2 separate regions of the Mus musculus genome follow, and region 2 is linked to region 1. Evidence: chromatin loops called from intact Hi-C (ENCODE). Cell type or tissue: left cerebral cortex. All regions are shown on one strand. Links, peaks and the distances in the headings refer to the core of each region. The heading gives the core; the rest is flanking DNA.

The links. A loop is a pair of places that touch in the nucleus more often than their neighbours do. Peaks named below come from ENCODE experiments on the same cell type or tissue, not always from the same donor. Only the 100,000 strongest peaks of a DNase experiment are listed, where the experiment ranks them.
Region 2: a loop joins it to region 1, with 13 times the contacts of the local background. A loop is called at or near these places in 17 of 42 quality-filtered maps.

The regions. Positions count from the first base shown.
Region 1 is chr17:33,997,325-34,005,619 of GRCm38, reverse strand. H2-K1 (histocompatibility 2, K1, K region) reads left to right here and starts at 5,287. Exons shown (of 8, transcript NM_001001892.2): 1 at 5,287-5,426; 2 at 5,617-5,886; 3 at 6,074-6,349; 4 at 8,060-8,295. The coding sequence starts at 5,363. It overlaps Gm31082 (a long non-coding RNA gene), which reads left to right and starts at 1,472. Exons shown (of 3, transcript XR_385546.3): 1 at 1,472-2,032; 2 at 2,175-2,252; 3 at 2,338-3,241. In left cerebral cortex, for the core only: a CTCF peak has its summit at 1,993 (motif pointing right); DNase peaks (open chromatin) are centred at 1,987 and 5,244; H3K4me3 peaks cover 1,328 bases.
Region 2 is chr17:35,257,816-35,266,091 of GRCm38, reverse strand. H2-D1 (histocompatibility 2, D region locus 1) reads right to left here and starts at 2,998. Exons shown (of 8, transcript NM_010380.3): 1 at 2,906-2,998; 2 at 2,444-2,713; 3 at 1,978-2,253; 4 at 33-308. The coding sequence starts at 2,978. In left cerebral cortex, for the core only: CTCF peaks have their summits at 6,834 and 7,780; DNase peaks (open chromatin) are centred at 3,083, 6,803 and 7,751; H3K4me3 peaks cover 1,664 bases; H3K27ac peaks cover 492 bases.

The sequences.
Region 1 (8,295 bases), core at 296-8,295:
CCACTAGGCAAAGATGGATGCCCCAGCACTGCAGGAGAATCTTGGGTGACTGTCCAGGCAGCCAGCGATCTCTGCCATTTCCGTAGCTTTGTAAGGAAGCTGCTTGCTCTGCACTTGCTGTTTTCTCAGGGAATATTTATCCTTCTCAGGTCACTGATTGGGGGAAGACTGCATAGTCACAGTCTCACAGCAAGCTTAGGTTGTTTAGGATTCAAGAAAACTATTTAGGTCTAGGAAGATATTTATAGGTGGATAATTTCAAGTTATGATTGAAAAGGAATTAGGGAAAGAACTTTGGACTCATGAGATAGATAGGACTTTGGATTTATAACATAGATAATTTCTTAGTGGTTGACAAATACAAATGAAACAGACATTATGAATGTAATTCTTATATTTTATATTAAGAATTAATTAAGCCAGGCAGTGGTGGCCCACGCCTTCAATCCCAGCACTCAGGGGCAGAGGCAGGCAGATTTCTGAGTTTGAGGCCAGCCTGGTCTACAGAGTGAGTTCCTGGATAGCCAGGGCTGCACAGAGAAACCTTGTCTTGAAAAAAAAAAAAAGAAAGGGAATTAGTTAAAATTCTTAATTTTCATAATTAATTTTCTTAATGAATTAAATGAAGAATTAATAATAATTAATAAATAATTAATAACTCAAATTCTTAACTTTTTAAAATTAAGTTTATTTTTTAAAAGATTAATTTATTTATTTTAGGTATTTGAGTACACTGTTGTTTGTTTTGTCTTCAGACACACCAGAAGAGGGCAACAAATCACATTAGAGATGGTTGTGAGCCACTATGTGGTTTCTTGGAATTGAATTCAGGACCTTTGGAAGAGCAGTTAGTGCTCTTAAGCACTGAGCCATCTCTCCAGCCCTAATATTACGTTTTGATACTTGTTCTTATTGTATAAAGTTGATGATGTCAGAGAAAGAGCTGTTTATAGGACTAAGAGGTATATTGTTGAAGTAATGTTGTGGTACACTGTGTGAAGATGAGTCTCTGTCCTACCTTGCCTACCTAAAGCACCCTGAGTGGTAAAATAAAAACTCTATGTCCTGTAGCAAAGAGAGTAGAAGGCAGAATTCTGGTCAGTTAGAGGAACTCTGGGAAGAGAGAAGCATGGGGGATTTGTCACACGGGCTCATAGAAAGTGGTATGTGTGAAACTGAGGAGAGGTGACCAGTCACATGGCAGAACTTAGAATAGTATGAATGGGATAACTGAATTATGAGATAGCTGGAAACAGGCCTAGCATAAAGCATAGGCATTCAAAAACAAATGTAAGTCTGCCGTCATTATTCAGAGCAAGGGAGGACAAGCAGGAATCTCCGACAGATAACAGGAGCAGGAGCAAGCAGACACAGAGCAAGCCTTTCCTTCTTCCATGTCTTCATGTAGGCTTCCAGCAGAAGGCGTGGCCCAGATCAGAAAGTGGGAGGGGCTCCCGCTCAATTATTTTGGATTACAAAGGGGGAGGGGCTCCCGCTCAAATATTTTGGATTACAAAGGGGGAGGGGCTCCTGCTCAAATATTCTGGATTACAGGTGTGTCTTCCTACCTCAAAGAAAAGGGTCAGAAATTGATCTTCCCACTTCAAATTAAGCAAAAACGCCTCACAGATGGTGTCCTCCATTTTGAGGTTTTAGTTAGCCCCACATGTAGCTGGCATCAAAGAACCAACATCATGGTCCCTGTCCGACTTCTGGAACTGCTCTGTTTGGGGCTTTGCAGCTCCTTTTAGCACTCATGACTCTGCCTCCTGCCTCCCCTCTTACCGGGAGTTTTCTTTCCACGGGTGGAAAAGCACGTAAAGTTCTTTGGGATGTAAGTTTGATGAGAGCAGGGCAGCCTGAGACCTGAAAGCCCTGGAGAAGTGCACACAGGAAGGAGGCCCTGGGGCAGCTCAGCAGCCTGGATCCCCTTTACCCTCAGCTCTGTGGGCTCAGACGCTGTCCTCTTTGTTTCTTCCACCAGGCGGCGCTGTTGCCCAAGAATGTGATTCTTCCCTGTCATCTTCAACAGGTGAGACCCTGGAGGGTCTGCAGTGGGAGGAAAGATGGGAAAGGGGACACCTTTCTCTGCAGGAATGCTCTGGATATTGGGGTGTCATGGTCTGTTACAAATTAGCATTTAAACATCTGATTGGAGTTTATCTTGTTCATAGGGAATCAAAAACTAACATCAGCTCAAGTGCAGAGATGAGCACACACTGTGTCTTTTTCCTGGGATGAGGCTGTGATCAGTATGTTGTATTTTTAATTCTATGACTCTTTTGCAAATTGTCTTCATACAGTGTATTTCAATCATACATTTCTGTTCTATTCCAGAGCTGGCTTCACTGGCTGGTGATACAGATTTGTCTAAAGAGCCCACTATCAGCCTCTACTCTAGATATGTAGGAGAAAGGATTTTGAAATCATATGTTTAAATTTTTTATTAGAATTATTTTTTTGTACATGAGTATGTAGGTACACAAGCATTGGGTCCATTGGAACTGAAGTTGCAGATGGTTGACAGCCGCCACGTGCTGATGGAACTCACCCTGGATCCTCTGCAACAGGAACACGTGCTCTCAGCTCTGAGCCATCTCTCCAGCCACCATTGGAATGTTCACATCAGGAAACCACACAGCTGATCCACAGCCTGCTGCTGAGCACCTTGAGAGAAACTAGAGGCCCAGGAAGAGACAGTGTCAGTGCAGAGCTCAGGAGGGAGGGGAGCTGGGCACTGATGGGGAGAGGCCTGAGGGACAGAGACAGAGAGGGGCTGAGCAGGAGGAGACAGAGGCAAAGGGGGAGACCTAACTCAGCAGAGTCCCCTGTTGGAGGGTATCTCTGTCAGATTGCACTGGACACATCTGCAGAACCCTGCTGGCCTCTTCCATTTCATAGTGAAAGGTGTGCTGGTTTGAATGAGAACAGCCACACAGGCTCATAGGAATGAATCCTTCGAATCCAGCTGATGGAACTGTTCAGAAAGGACTGGGAGGTGTGGCCTTGTTGGAGGATGTGTGCCACTGGGTTGGGCACTGAGGTTTTAACAGAATTTCACTTTTCCCAGTGTCTCAGTCTTTTGCTTGCAAATCAAGTCCTGAGTTCTCAGCTTTCTACCACACCTTTCCTCTGCCATCATGGACTCAAACCCTCTGAAATTAGAGAACAGATTAAACATGTTCTTTTTTGTATTGCCTTGATTACACTGTCTTATCACAGCAATAAAAAACTAGCTAAAGCTGGTGTGGTGACAATGCCTTCAATCTGAGTGTGGTGGATTGAATAGGTGGCCTCATAGACTCATGTGTTTGAAAGCTTGGCCCACAAGGAGTGGCAATGTTAGGAGTGTGACTGTGTTAGAGGAAGTGTGTCACTTTGAGGTTGGCCTTTGAGGTCTCCTATGCTCATGAGCTGCCCAGTGTGGAATGAAAGCCTCTTCCTGGCTGCATTTGGATCAAGATGTAGAAGTCTCCCCTTCTCCAGCACCATGTCTACCTGCACACTGGCATGCTTCCTGTCATGATGGACTAAATCCCTGAAACTGTAAGCCAGACCCTATTAAATGTCTCCCTTTAGAAGGAATGCCTTGGTCATGGTGTTTCTTCACAGCAACAAAACCAAAACTAACACACCCAGCACTTAGGATGCAAAGGCAGATGTATCTCTGTGAGTTCAAGGGCAGCCTGATCTACATAATGAATTACAGAATAGCCAGGGCTGTGCAGATAGACCTTGTCTAAACAAGCAAACAAACAAAACCCATAGTAAAATAAGAAGAAAAGTAATGGAGACAGATCCTTTGTGTAGCTGCCTAACCCCAACAGCATCCCTAGGTTGATCAGGAAGAAACCTAAGAGCATCAAGTCCCCATGGAAAATGCTCACAACATCTAATAAGAGGGGTTCAGGGAGACAGGGTCTGCTGAATCCTGGTGAGGCTGGGGGGCTGCTGTGGGGATCTGCATGGGGAGGTGACTGGAGTTCACACCTGTGGTCACACGCATTCATTGCTCTGTGTGATGAGTGACTCTCTTCAGGAGTCCCCACCCATCTATGCTCTTCTTTCCACTTCACTTCTGTGACTGATTTGAAAAGATCCACAGAATCATGAAATGGGTAAATTTAATCTTTCCCCACACTACTGATCAGGGATGAAACCTCACATCACAGTGTGTGCTCTCTGGCATGAGAATCATCTTTCTCCCAGTGTCCACACTGCACAGGCCTGAGGAACTCTGGGGCCAACTCAATTATCAGAACCCGTGTCCCACACAGCTGTGACATTCATGTCCCTCACCTCATCAGCTCAAAAGTGTGAGTGAAGGTCAGGGAGGGAGGGAGAGGGTCAGAGATTACATAACTTCTACCACACTAGCATCCTTATTCTGTGTTATAGTTGGTGACAGCTCCTCTCCTACTGTGATTGAGTCACTAAAGCAACTGCACCATGGAAGTGCAGACACAGAGAAGTCCAGTGGAGACAGGGATCAGTGCCCTGCTGTCTGTGGTCTGCACGGGGTCTCTCTTCAGTGGACAAGGGGGTCTCCTGTGCTGAGACAATGTCCCAGATCCACAGAGACAAACTCAGGACTCAGAATGAAGATCCTTGTTTCAAATACACACACACACACATACACACACACACACACACACACACACACACACACACACACCTGCAGCCACAGACTTTTCATCTAGGAATTAACACAAGGAATCTGTGTCTCAGCACAGGGCTGAGAAGACAGATCCTGAGGGGAGAGGCAAAGTCTACACTTAACAGATGAGAGTCCTGCACTCAGGCTTGGCAGTGTGAGCCGCCCATTGCAGGTGAACAGAGCCTGGTCTCTGTGGGGTCCCTGTGGGGCTTGCAGCCCAGCGCCTTGACTTTAAGGAAAAGCCTCTCTCTCCACTGCATCCCTAAGCGCTTGTGTCGCCATTGTATTCCCGGAAGAGGCTTTTCTTCTAGAAGACTCCAGGGTCTGACTTCTGAAGAGAAGAAGAAAGAGGAAGAGTGGAAGAGAGGACACAGAGAGTCTGGCCTGCGGGTCTCTCCTGGTGTTTTGAGAGTTTCTGGATCAGAACTCGGAGACGACAGCACAGGGTTCAGGCAAAGTCTTAGTCGCCAGGCAGTGAGGTCAGGGGTGGGGAAGCCCAGGGCTGGGGATTCCCCATCTCCACAGTTTCACTTCTGCACCTAACCTGGGTCAGGTCCTTCTGTCCGGACACTGTTGACGCGCAGTCAGCTCTTACCCCCATTGGGTGGCGCGATCACCAAGAACCAATCAGTGTCGCCGCGGACGCTGGATATAAAGTCCACGCAGCCCGCAGAACTCAGAAGTCGCGAATCGCCGACAGGTGCGATGGTACCGTGCACGCTGCTCCTGCTGTTGGCGGCCGCCCTGGCTCCGACTCAGACCCGCGCGGGTGAGTACCGGGCCGGGAGGGAAACGGCCTCTGAGGGGAGGGGCGGCACCGGGGAAGCCGCGTCCTCGGGTCGCCCACCGGACCCTCCGCCCCTTCTCCACCCGAGTCCCGCGCCCTGCTCCCCTCTCAGCCCGCGCAGCCGCCCGGGGTCTGGTGAGGTGGTCCGGGTCTCACCGCGCGCCGCCCCCAGGCCCACACTCGCTGAGGTATTTCGTCACCGCCGTGTCCCGGCCCGGCCTCGGGGAGCCCCGGTACATGGAAGTCGGCTACGTGGACGACACGGAGTTCGTGCGCTTCGACAGCGACGCGGAGAATCCGAGATATGAGCCGCGGGCGCGGTGGATGGAGCAGGAGGGGCCCGAGTATTGGGAGCGGGAGACACAGAAAGCCAAGGGCAATGAGCAGAGTTTCCGAGTGGACCTGAGGACCCTGCTCGGCTACTACAACCAGAGCAAGGGCGGTGAGTGACCCCGGGTCGGAGGTCACGACCCCTCCACGTCCCGACACAGGGACGCTGACGTCCCGGGTCCCAAGTCCGAGGTTCGGGAACAGAACGGACCCGGAACCGGTTTCTCTTTCAGTTTGGAGGAGTCCGCGGGCGGGCGGGGCCGGGGCGGGTGAGCGGGGCTGACCGCGGGGTCCCGCAGGCTCTCACACTATTCAGGTGATCTCTGGCTGTGAAGTGGGGTCCGACGGGCGACTCCTCCGCGGGTACCAGCAGTACGCCTACGACGGCTGCGATTACATCGCCCTGAACGAAGACCTGAAAACGTGGACGGCGGCGGACATGGCGGCGCTGATCACCAAACACAAGTGGGAGCAGGCTGGTGAAGCAGAGAGACTCAGGGCCTACCTGGAGGGCACGTGCGTGGAGTGGCTCCGCAGATACCTGAAGAACGGGAACGCGACGCTGCTGCGCACAGGTGCAGGGGCCGCGGGCAGCTCCTCCCTCTGCCCTCGGGCTGGGGCTCAGTCCTGGGGAAGAAGAAACCCTCAGCTGGGGTGATGCCCCTGTCTCAGAGGGGAGAGAGTGTCGCTGGTCTCCTGATCCCTCATCACAGTGACTGCACTGACTCTCCCAGGGCTCAGCCTTCTCCCTGGACAGTGCCCAGGCTGTCTCAGGAGGGAAGGAGAGAATTTCCCTGAGGTAACAACAGCTGCTCCCTTCAGTTCCCCTGCAGCCTCTGTCAGCCATGGCCTCTCCCAGGCCGGGTTCTCTGCCCACGCCCACTGTCTGTAGACACTGACTCCTGTCCTGCTGAATGTGTCAGCCCTTACACCTCAGGACCGGAAGTCTCCTTACCTGATAAGAGACATGGACTCCTCTACACTAGGACGGTTCACCTAGTTTCTAGAATTTTCCAAAGAATACATTCTCACAGATCCCTCCCTGTCTGTGGGGTTTTGCACCCCTTAACAACCCAATTCTATCTATTCCTACAGTGGTGAATGGTCACATGAGCCCTTATGGGCTACCCTGGAGGAATATAAATCGTGGATTTTCTTCTCTCTCTCTCTCTCTCTCTCTTTCCGTTTTTTTTTTTTTTTTTTTTTTTTTTTTTTTTTTTTTTCCTAGACGGGGTTTCTCTGTATAGCCCTGGCTGTCCTGGAACTCACTTTGTAGACCAGGTTGGCCTTGAACTCAGAAATCTGCCTGCCTCTGGCTCCCGAGTGCTGGGATTAAAGGCATGTGCCACCACTCCTGGCCTTTCTTTTTTCTTAACTTTTTTTTTGGTGGGGGGGGGGGCTTATTTTGTTTCTAGTCAGCTTTTGTCTGCATTGGAGTGATCCAGTCTCTCCATGCCCTCCTATTATCATTTGTTTCAGTCTCCACAGGTGCCAGGGAAGGCTGCTAACCTGGATAATTAGACAAGTTAAATCAGGGTTCGAATTAAAGAAGAGATTCCTGTGAACTTAGACTGTTTCCTGTCAGAACTAAACATGCAGAAGCCTCCTGCTCTTCCTCTGCCCCACAAGTTACAGTGCTCCCTCCCGCTAGTAAATCAGGACTTGGACTCTGAGAGGCAGGGTCTTCTGCAATCCAGGGCTGAGTGAGAGGGAAGACCACACACCCTGTGAGCCCACTGTGTTCCAGTGAGTGCTGCACTGGGGTCCACAGCACACTCCAGGGATCCTGTGTGACACACCTGTACCTTGTCCCCCAGAGTCAGGGGCTGGGAGTCATTTTCTCTGGCTACACACTTAGTGATGGCTGTTCACTTGGACTGACAGTTAATGTTGGTCAGCAAGGTGACTACAATGGTTGAGTCTCAATGGTGTCACCTTCCAGGATCATACAGCCCTAATTTTAATATGAACTCAAACACATATTAAATTAGTTATTTTCCATTCCCTCCTCCATTCTTTGACTACCTCTCTCATGCTATTGAACATCACATAAGGATGGCCATGTTTACCCAATGGCTCATGTGGATTCCCTCTTAGCTTCTGAGTCCCAAAAGAAAATGTGCAGTCCTGTGCTGAGGGGACCAGCTCTGCTTTTGGTCACTAGTGCGATGACAGTTGAAGTGTCAAACAGACACATAGTTCACTGTCATCATTGATTTAACTGAGTCTTGGGTAGATTTCAGTTTGTCTTGTTAATTGTGTGATTTCTTAAATCTTCCACACAGATTCCCCAAAGGCCCATGTGACCCATCACAGCAGACCTGAAGATAAAGTCACCCTGAGGTGCTGGGCCCTGGGCTTCTACCCTGCTGACATCACCCTGACCTGGCAGTTGAATGGGGAGGAGCTGATCCAGGACATGGAGCTTGTGGAGACCAGGCCTGCAGGGGATGGAACCTTCCAGAAGTGGGCATCTGTGGTGGTGCCTCTTGGGAAGGAGCAGTATTACACATGCCATGTG
Region 2 (8,276 bases), core at 1-8,000, 1.3 Mb before region 1:
TGACCCCAGCTCTGCACCCACACCCTCCTTACCCCATCTCAGGGTGAGGGGCTCAGGCAGCCCCTCATGGTACACACGGCATGTGTAATTCTGCTCCTTCCCAAGAGGCACCACCACAGATGCCCACTTCTGGAAGGTTCCATCCCCTGCAGGCCTGGTCTCCACAAGCTCCATGTCCTGGGTCAGCTCCTCCCCATTCAACTGCCAGGTCAGGGTGATGTCAGCAGGGTAGAAGCCCAGGGCCCAGCACCTCAGGGTGACTTCACCTTTAGATCTGGGGTGATGGGTCACATGTGCCTTTGGGGAATCTGTGTGGAAGATTTAAGAAATTCCACAATTAACAAGACAAACTGAAATCTACACAAGACTCAGTTAAATCAATGATGAGAGTGAACTATGTGTCTATTTGACACTACACTGTCATTGCACTAGTGACCAAAAGCAGAGCTGGTCCCCTCAGCACAGGACTGCACATTTTCTTTTGGGACAAAGAAGCTAAGAGGGAATCCACATGAGCCAGTGGGTGAACATGGCCATCCTTATGTGATGTTCAATAGCATGAGAGAGATAGTCACAGAATGGAATAGGGAATGGAAAATAAGTAATTTAATATCTGTTTGAGTTCATATCAAAATTAGGGGCATATGCTACTGGAAGGGTCCCACCACTGAGACTCAACCACTGTGGTCATCTTGCTGACCAACGTTAACTGTCAGTCCGAGTGAACAGCCATCACAAAGTCTGTAGCCAGAGAAAATGACTCCCAGCCCCTGACTCTGGAGGACAAGGTACAGGTATGTCACACAGGATCCCTGGAGTGAGCTGTGGACCCCAGTGCAGCACTCACTGGAACACAGTGAGCTCACAGGGTGTGTGGTCTTCCCTCTCAATCCAGCCCTGGATTGCAGAAGACCCTGTCTCTCAGAGTCCAAGTCCTGATTCACTGGGGGGGGGGCACTGTAACTTGTGGGGGCAGAGGAAGAGCAGGAGGCTTCTGGATGTTTAGTTCTGACAGGAAACACTCTAAGTTCACAAGAATCTCTCCTTTAATGAGAACCCTGATTTAACTTGCATAATTATCCAGGTTAGCAGTCTCCTCTGGCACCTATGGGGACTGATACAAATGATAATACAAGGGCATGGAGAAACAGGATCACTCCAGTGCAGACAAAAACTGACTAGAAAAAAAATAAGGCCTCAAAAAAAAAAAAAAAAAGTAAAGAAAAAAGAAAGGCCAGGCAGTCCATAATCCCAGCACTCAGGAGGCAGAGGCATGTGAATTTGAGGACAACCTGGGCTACAAAGTGAGTTCCAGGACAGCCAGGGCTATACAGAGAAACCCTGTCTCAAAAAAATCGGAAAAGAGAGAGAGAGAGAGAGAGAGAAAACAAAAAAGAAAATTCTCGATTTATATTCCTCCAGGGTACCCCATAAGAGCTCATGTGACCATTCACCACTGTAGGAATAGAGAGAATTAGGTTGTCGAAGGGGTGCAAACCCCACAGACAGGGAGGGATCTGGGAGAATGTATTCTCTGGAAAATTCTAGAAGCTGGGGCAACCAGGCTAGTGTATAGGAGTCCATGTTTCCAATCAGGTAAGGCGACTTCCGGTCCTGAGGTGTAAGGGTTGACACACTCAGCAGGACAGGAGTCAGTGTCCACCGACAGTGGGCGTGGGCAGAGAACCCGGCCTGGGAGAGGCCATGGCTGACAGAGGCTACAGGGGAACTGAAGGGAGCAGCTGTTGTTACCTCAGGGAAATTCTCTCCTTCCCTCCTGAGACAGGCTGGGCACTGTCCAGGGAGAAGGCTGAGCCCTGGGAGAGTCAGTGCAGTCACTGTGCTGAGGCATCAGGAGACCCAGGGACACTCTCTCCCCTCTGAGACAGGGGCATGACCCCAGCTGAGGGTTTCTTCTTCCCCAGGACTGAGCCCCAGCCCGAGGGCAGAGGGAGGAGCTGCCCGCGGCCCCTGCACCTGTGCGCAGCAGCGTCGCGTTCCCGTTCTTCAGGTATCTGTGGAGCCACTCCACGCACTCGCCCTCCAGGTAGGCCTTGTAATGCTCTGCAGCACCACTCTGCTCCCACTTGCGTCGGGTGATCTGCGCCGCCATGTCCGCCGCCGTCCACGTTTTCAGGTCTTCGTTCAGGGCGATGTAATCGCGGCCTTCATAGGCGAACTGCAGGTACCCGCGGAGGAGGCGCCAGTCCGACCCCAAGTCACAGCCAGACATCTGCTGGAGTGTGTGAGAGCCTGCGGGACCCTGCGGTCAGCCCCGCTCACCCGCCCCGGCCCCGCCCGCCCGGCCGCGGACTCCTCCAAACTGAAAGGGAAACCGGTTCCGGGTCCGTTCTGTTCCCAAACCTCGGACTTGGGACCCGGGACGTCAGCGTCCCTGTGTCGGGAAGTGGAGGGGCCTGACCTCCGACGCGGGGTCACTCACCGCCCGCGCTCTGGTTGTAGTAGCCGAGCAGGTTCCTCAGGCTCACTCGGAACCACTGCTCTTGGCCCTTGGCTTTCTGTGTTTCCCGCTCCCAATACTCCGGCCCCTCCTGCTCCATCCACGGCGCCCGCGGCTCATATCTCGGATTCTCCGCGTCGCTGTCGAAGCGCACGAACTCCTTGTTGTCCACATAGCCGACAGAGATGTACCGGGGCTCCTCGAGGCCGGGCCGGGACACGGCGGTCTCGAAATACCGCATCGAGTGTGGGCCTGGGGACGGCGCGCGGTGAGACCCCGACCTCCTCACCAAACCCCGGGCGGCTGCGCAGGCCGGGAGGGGATCTGGGCGCGGGGCTCAGGTGGAGAAGGGGCGGAGGGTCCGGTGGGCGACGCGGGGACGCGGCTTCCCCCGTGCCGCCCCTCTCCCCGCAGAGGCCGTTTCCCTCCCGACCCCGCACTCACCCGCGCGGGTCTGAGTCGGGGCCAGGGCGGCCGCCAGCAGCAGGAGCAGCGTGCGCGGAGCCATCGCCCCCATCTGGGATCCCGGGTGTCTGAGTCCCGCGGGTTGCGTGGACTTTATAACCAGCGTCCGCGGCGACGCTGATTGGCTCCTGGAATCTCGCCACCCAATGATAGTGAGACCTGCCAGCGCGTCATCAGTGTCCCGGCAGAAGGACCTGACCCAGGTTAGGTGCAGAAGTGAAACTGAGGAGATGGGGAATCCCCAGCCCTGGGCTTCCCCACCCCTGACCTCACCGCCTGGCAACCAAGACTTTGCCTGAACCCTGTACTGCGGACAGAGAGCAGTTTGTCGTGGTGACTCCGAGTTCTGACCCAGAAGCTGTCAGATCACCAGGAGAGACCCACAAGCCCGACTCACTGTTTCCTAACCTCCACCCTTCCTCTTCCTTCTTCTCTTCAGAAGTCACACCCTAGAGTCTTCTAGAAGAAAGGTCACTTCCGGGAATACAATGGCGACACAAGCGCTTAGGGATGCAGTGGAGAGAGGCTTCTCTTTAAAGCAGAGGCGCTGGCCTGCAAGCCCCACAGGGATCCCACAGAGACCAGGCTCTGTTCACCTGCAATGGGCGGCTCACACTGCCAAGCCTGAGTGCAGGACTCTCATCTGTAAAGGGGAGACTTTGCCTATTTCCTCAGGATCTGTCTTCTCAGCCTCGGGCTTAGTCTCAGACTCCTCCTGTTTCTTCCCATATGAAGCCTCTGTAGCTCCAGATGGGTGTGTTTTATGTAGAAGAATTGTCATTCTCAGTCCTGAGATTGTCCGGGTGGACCTAGGTCATTGTCTCAGCACTGTAGACCCCGTTGTCCACTGGGAAGAGGGCTTGGTATCAAAGGAACATAAATTTTATTAATCACCCCATTCTCCATGTTTCGTTCAAAGGTTCTCCAATTTTATCCAAACATGGTGTATATCTGTAGTGTGGGGTGTCCCACGCACCCCCATTTTTAACTTACAGGACCAATAGGGACATCCTCCACAGGTATTAGTGTCCTTAATGCATGATGGGTCTGATTGCCAAGGAGAGCAAGCAAGGGAATGAGCACTGGAAGAGGCGATTGGCTGTATAGGAATCGTAACGGGTTTCTGACGTCCCGCTAGTGTGCAGTCTCCAGTCCCGATGCCTGGTTCTTCCCAGATGTTTCCCTGACGTTAAACAGGCAGAGCATGGTGTTAGGAGGAGTGGGGCTAGCCGAAGCATGGCGTCAGGCAGGGTAAAAACAGCCATGGGAATGACAGAGAAGGAGCCTTGAGGGGCTGGGGGTGGGGAGAACAGCAACAGGGAGCCATGTCAATGAGGAACTGAATGTCCGCCCAGGTGACCTGCTTGTGTGACCTCGGGGGCCTGCACGGTCTCCTCTTTGTTTTCTCTGTGATCCCCAGGCATGCCATCTTTCTGACTGGAGGGTGTCGTCGGTCATACCCAGACAGGATCAACAAATCCCCTTCCTACTCTTAATAGGGAATAATCCGTCCACTCCAGCACCCGTCAAGTGGGTCCTTCCATCTGACCAGGATGGGTGGCATAGGTGGTGGTTGAGTCCAGTGACAGACAATGGGAGGTTTGTCTTGGGTGGCATAGATGTTGAACACATTCAGTGTAAATAATGCCAGGTTTAATTCAGTGTTGGTGGTAGAAAGCCTTGTATTTAATTAAATTTTTTAAGTATTTGATTTGTTCTTTCAATAACAGCTTGGCCCTGAGTGTTGTGAGGGATACCAGTACGGTGGACAATTATTTTAGAATTGATGGCTGTTGAATGGTGGTCCAGTATCATCTTTGATATGGAGAAGGACCCTTGTAAAAGCAAAAGTGGAGAACATGTGATTAATTAGGGTTTTTTTTTTATAGGAATAGGTATCAATGGTAACGATTACAAATTTCTGTGTACCGAATGTGGGATGTGGGTGGCATCACTCTTGCAAGAGGGTGTTAGCCTTAGGGCCTCTGGCCTTGGTGCCCAATTGTTGTGTATCAGGGGTGCAAATTAGGGAGGCACTGGAGGAGAAAGTTCTGAGGATGTGCCTGAGGTATTTAGTGGGGGTATTGGGGAATTTGAGCTGTAGCCCTTTCAGGTTAATATGGGTGAGCTGAGGGGAGTTCTTTTGCAGTGAGGGTAACAGAGTAAAGGCCCCACTTGTGGCAATCTTACCGGCTGCTGTGTTGCTACCAGAGAGGGGTCTGATGAGCTGTGCTGAGTGTGACTACACATGGCTGATCACAAATGGGATATGTTCTAGGTTAAAGTATTTTTGAAATCGTATTCGTTGGGGAAAAGGGTCACTACCAAGCCTGACCTAGCAGCAGGCTAGCCATGGGAGTAAGCTGACTGTATAAGCGGTGTCTGGATAAAGATGAGCTGGTTCTTTCAGGTATGTTAAGACCAGATGGAATACAGTTCTTTTAATTGGGGAGATTTATCTGTGAAAGGGGGAAATGTGACTCAGAGCTGGTGTGTCTCTTTGGTATACTATGTAGACAGCACCCTGTCGCTCTCCATCCATGAAAACTCTGTGGGCCATGGGATATCAGACCAAAAGCACAGTAGTGCGGGGGGAAGACACCTAAAGACTGGTGTGGCTGCAGGAAGTTATCTTTGGGATAATGGTTGTCTGTCTGTCCCAGGAAGCCGATGAGGCTATTAGCAAAAGGGGTGTGGTTTCCCAGGAGACACTGGATGTCTGGGAGAGGGAAGGGCAAAACAGTTTCACCAGGTTCTTTTTTTTTGGGGGGGGGGGGTCGAGACAGGTTTTCTCTGTGTAGCCCTGGCTATCCTGGAACTCACTTTGTAGCCCAGGCTGGCCTCGAACTCAGAAATCCGCCTGCCTCTGCCTCCCGAGTGCTGTGATCAAAGGCTTGCGCCACCACGCCCGGCTACACCAGGTTCTTTACCTATAGCTTTTAAGGTGCTCTCTCTTCCTGTCCTAATTATAGTGGATAAAGTGTCAACCTCTGTTAGTAGTTGAGGGGCTCTCCCTGTTGGCGTATGGAGCCATTCTAGGGTCCCCGTTAGGGCAAGATTTGAATATGAAGACCCGGATTGGGTGTTGTGGATCATAGCGAGGCAGGTGTATGTAACATGGTGTTTAATAGAACAAATGATCTCTCTGGCTGTTGGGAGAGAAGAGAGAAGGAATCCTTTCCACCTTTAAGTAAATCAAACAGAGGCTGTGATTGCCTGGTTGATATAAGGAGCCAAGGTCTAAGCCAATAGTGCATATTCATGAATGGATGCAGAGGGTCTGCCTCTTGCTGGCCGACATCTTTACTCATCCTCGTCTGTCCAATCGGCACAGTCTGCAGGCAACAAGCCAGGCTGCACTAAGCCAGGAAAGCCAGGCTTAATTTAAAGTAGTACAGCTACTGTTTCTGGGGTGTTCTCTGAATCCTTGTAAGTGGAGGGGCATTTCTGTGTGCATCTACAGATGCAGGGTGAGTCTTATTGGCACTGGTGTGGTACGGTAAGGGTCCCTGAGCATCCTGCACCTCCTTTAGAGTGTTTCCATATCAGAGTAACTATCAGCAAAGGTAGAGCTGATCTGAACAGCTCCCTTGTGACCCACCAGCCCCTCCTGCCGTTTTCCCTGCTTACAGCTTGCTAAATTCGAATGTACACCCATGTTGTGTGACAGGATTGTCCTGGTAGACTTGACACCCCTCTTCTCGCCTCAAAATGTGAACCCATGGCAGACAAAAGTAACAGTGGCACCAAAGTCCACCTTGGTGAGCCAGTGAGATTTTGCTGGGTTACCAGAAGTACAAGTAATGAGAACTGAGATAGTTTGAATACAGCCGGCCCAGGGTGTGGCACTATGAGGAAGTGTGGCTTTGCTGGAGTGGGCATGGCTTTTTTAGAGGAAGTGTGTCACGGTGGGGATGGGCAATGAGAGCCTCCTAACCACACTAGGTCTTCCCCTAGCGGCCTTCAAATGAAGATGTAGAACTCGGGGGCTGGCGAGATGGCTAAGCGTTTAAGGGCACTGACTGCTCTTCCAGAGGATCTGAGTTAAGCAAACACACATACTGATAAATTTTTGGATATGGTTTTATACACACACACACACACACACACACACACACATGTTTATTTATTTTCAAGGTTTTGTGTAGCTCCAGTTGTTCTGGAACTCTTATGTAGACCCAGGTGGCCTAGAACTCCAAAGATCTGCCTGCCTCGGTCCCCACCCCACCCTAGTGCTGGGATTAAAGACATGGACACCATGCCAAGGTTTTAATAACATCTCGACAGGCTATAATAATAAATTCTGGGCTAGAGAAATGGCTCAGCGGTTAAGAGGACTGACTGCTTTTCCAGAGGTCCTGAGTTCAAATCCCAGCAACCACATGGTGGCTCACAACCATCTGTAATGAGATCTGATGCCCTCTTCTGGTGTGTCTGAAGACAGCTACAGTGTATAATAAATACATAAATCTTTTTTTAAAAATTCTTTAAAGGTTGTCATCGCTGACCTAGAATTTCCCAAATGGCTTGTAACAATTTTGGAAGTGTTGTGAAAGAGACACACTTTTTTTTTTTTTTTTTTTTTTTTCGAGACAGGGTTTCTCTGTATAGCCCTGGCTGTCCTGGAACTCACTTTGTAGACCAGGCTGGCCTCGGACTCAGAAATCCGCCTGCCTCTGCCTCCCAAGTGCTGGGATTAAAGGCGTGCGCCACCACCGCCCGGGTAAGAGGCACACTTTTTGACAACAGTGTGGTTTCCTGTTTTCCTTGTCATGTTCAAATCACGTGGGTGTACTCATAGTTTCATAGACCAGGAGAGCCGCCTGCAGGCTATCTGTGGAACTGCAGGCACAAATCCTAATCGGTATTGCAGCCGACCAGAAGCTTTGAGGGTAACAATGGCCCTGAAGCTCGGAAGCGCAGCCAGCTTGCCGCTAAAGCACCATCTTCCCAGAGCTTGCAGCTTTTTGGACATCAGAGAATTGAGACCTCCCCCAGGAGGTGAGGGAGAAGGTTGGACTCAGGATGTAAACAAGCAGGTTTCTGAGAAAGTGAAACTAGCCTGGTCCACAAGCGTTGGCTCCCAGTTACCTCTGGAGGATTCTGAGCAGCCCAGCGGGCCAACTCTGAGTTTCTCAGAGTTCCCGGGTCCCAGCTGTCATGAGTCTTCACGTGGGTTGCGTGGGCTGGCTTTCCAGCTGCCTTTGAGTCAGCCCCTACTCCCGTAAGTAACTGTCTTAGTTACTTTTACAGCTGTGAACAGACACTATAACCAAGGAAACTCTTAAAAGAACAAATTTAATTGGGGCTGGCTTTCAGGTTCAGAGGTTCAGTCCATTATCATCAAGGC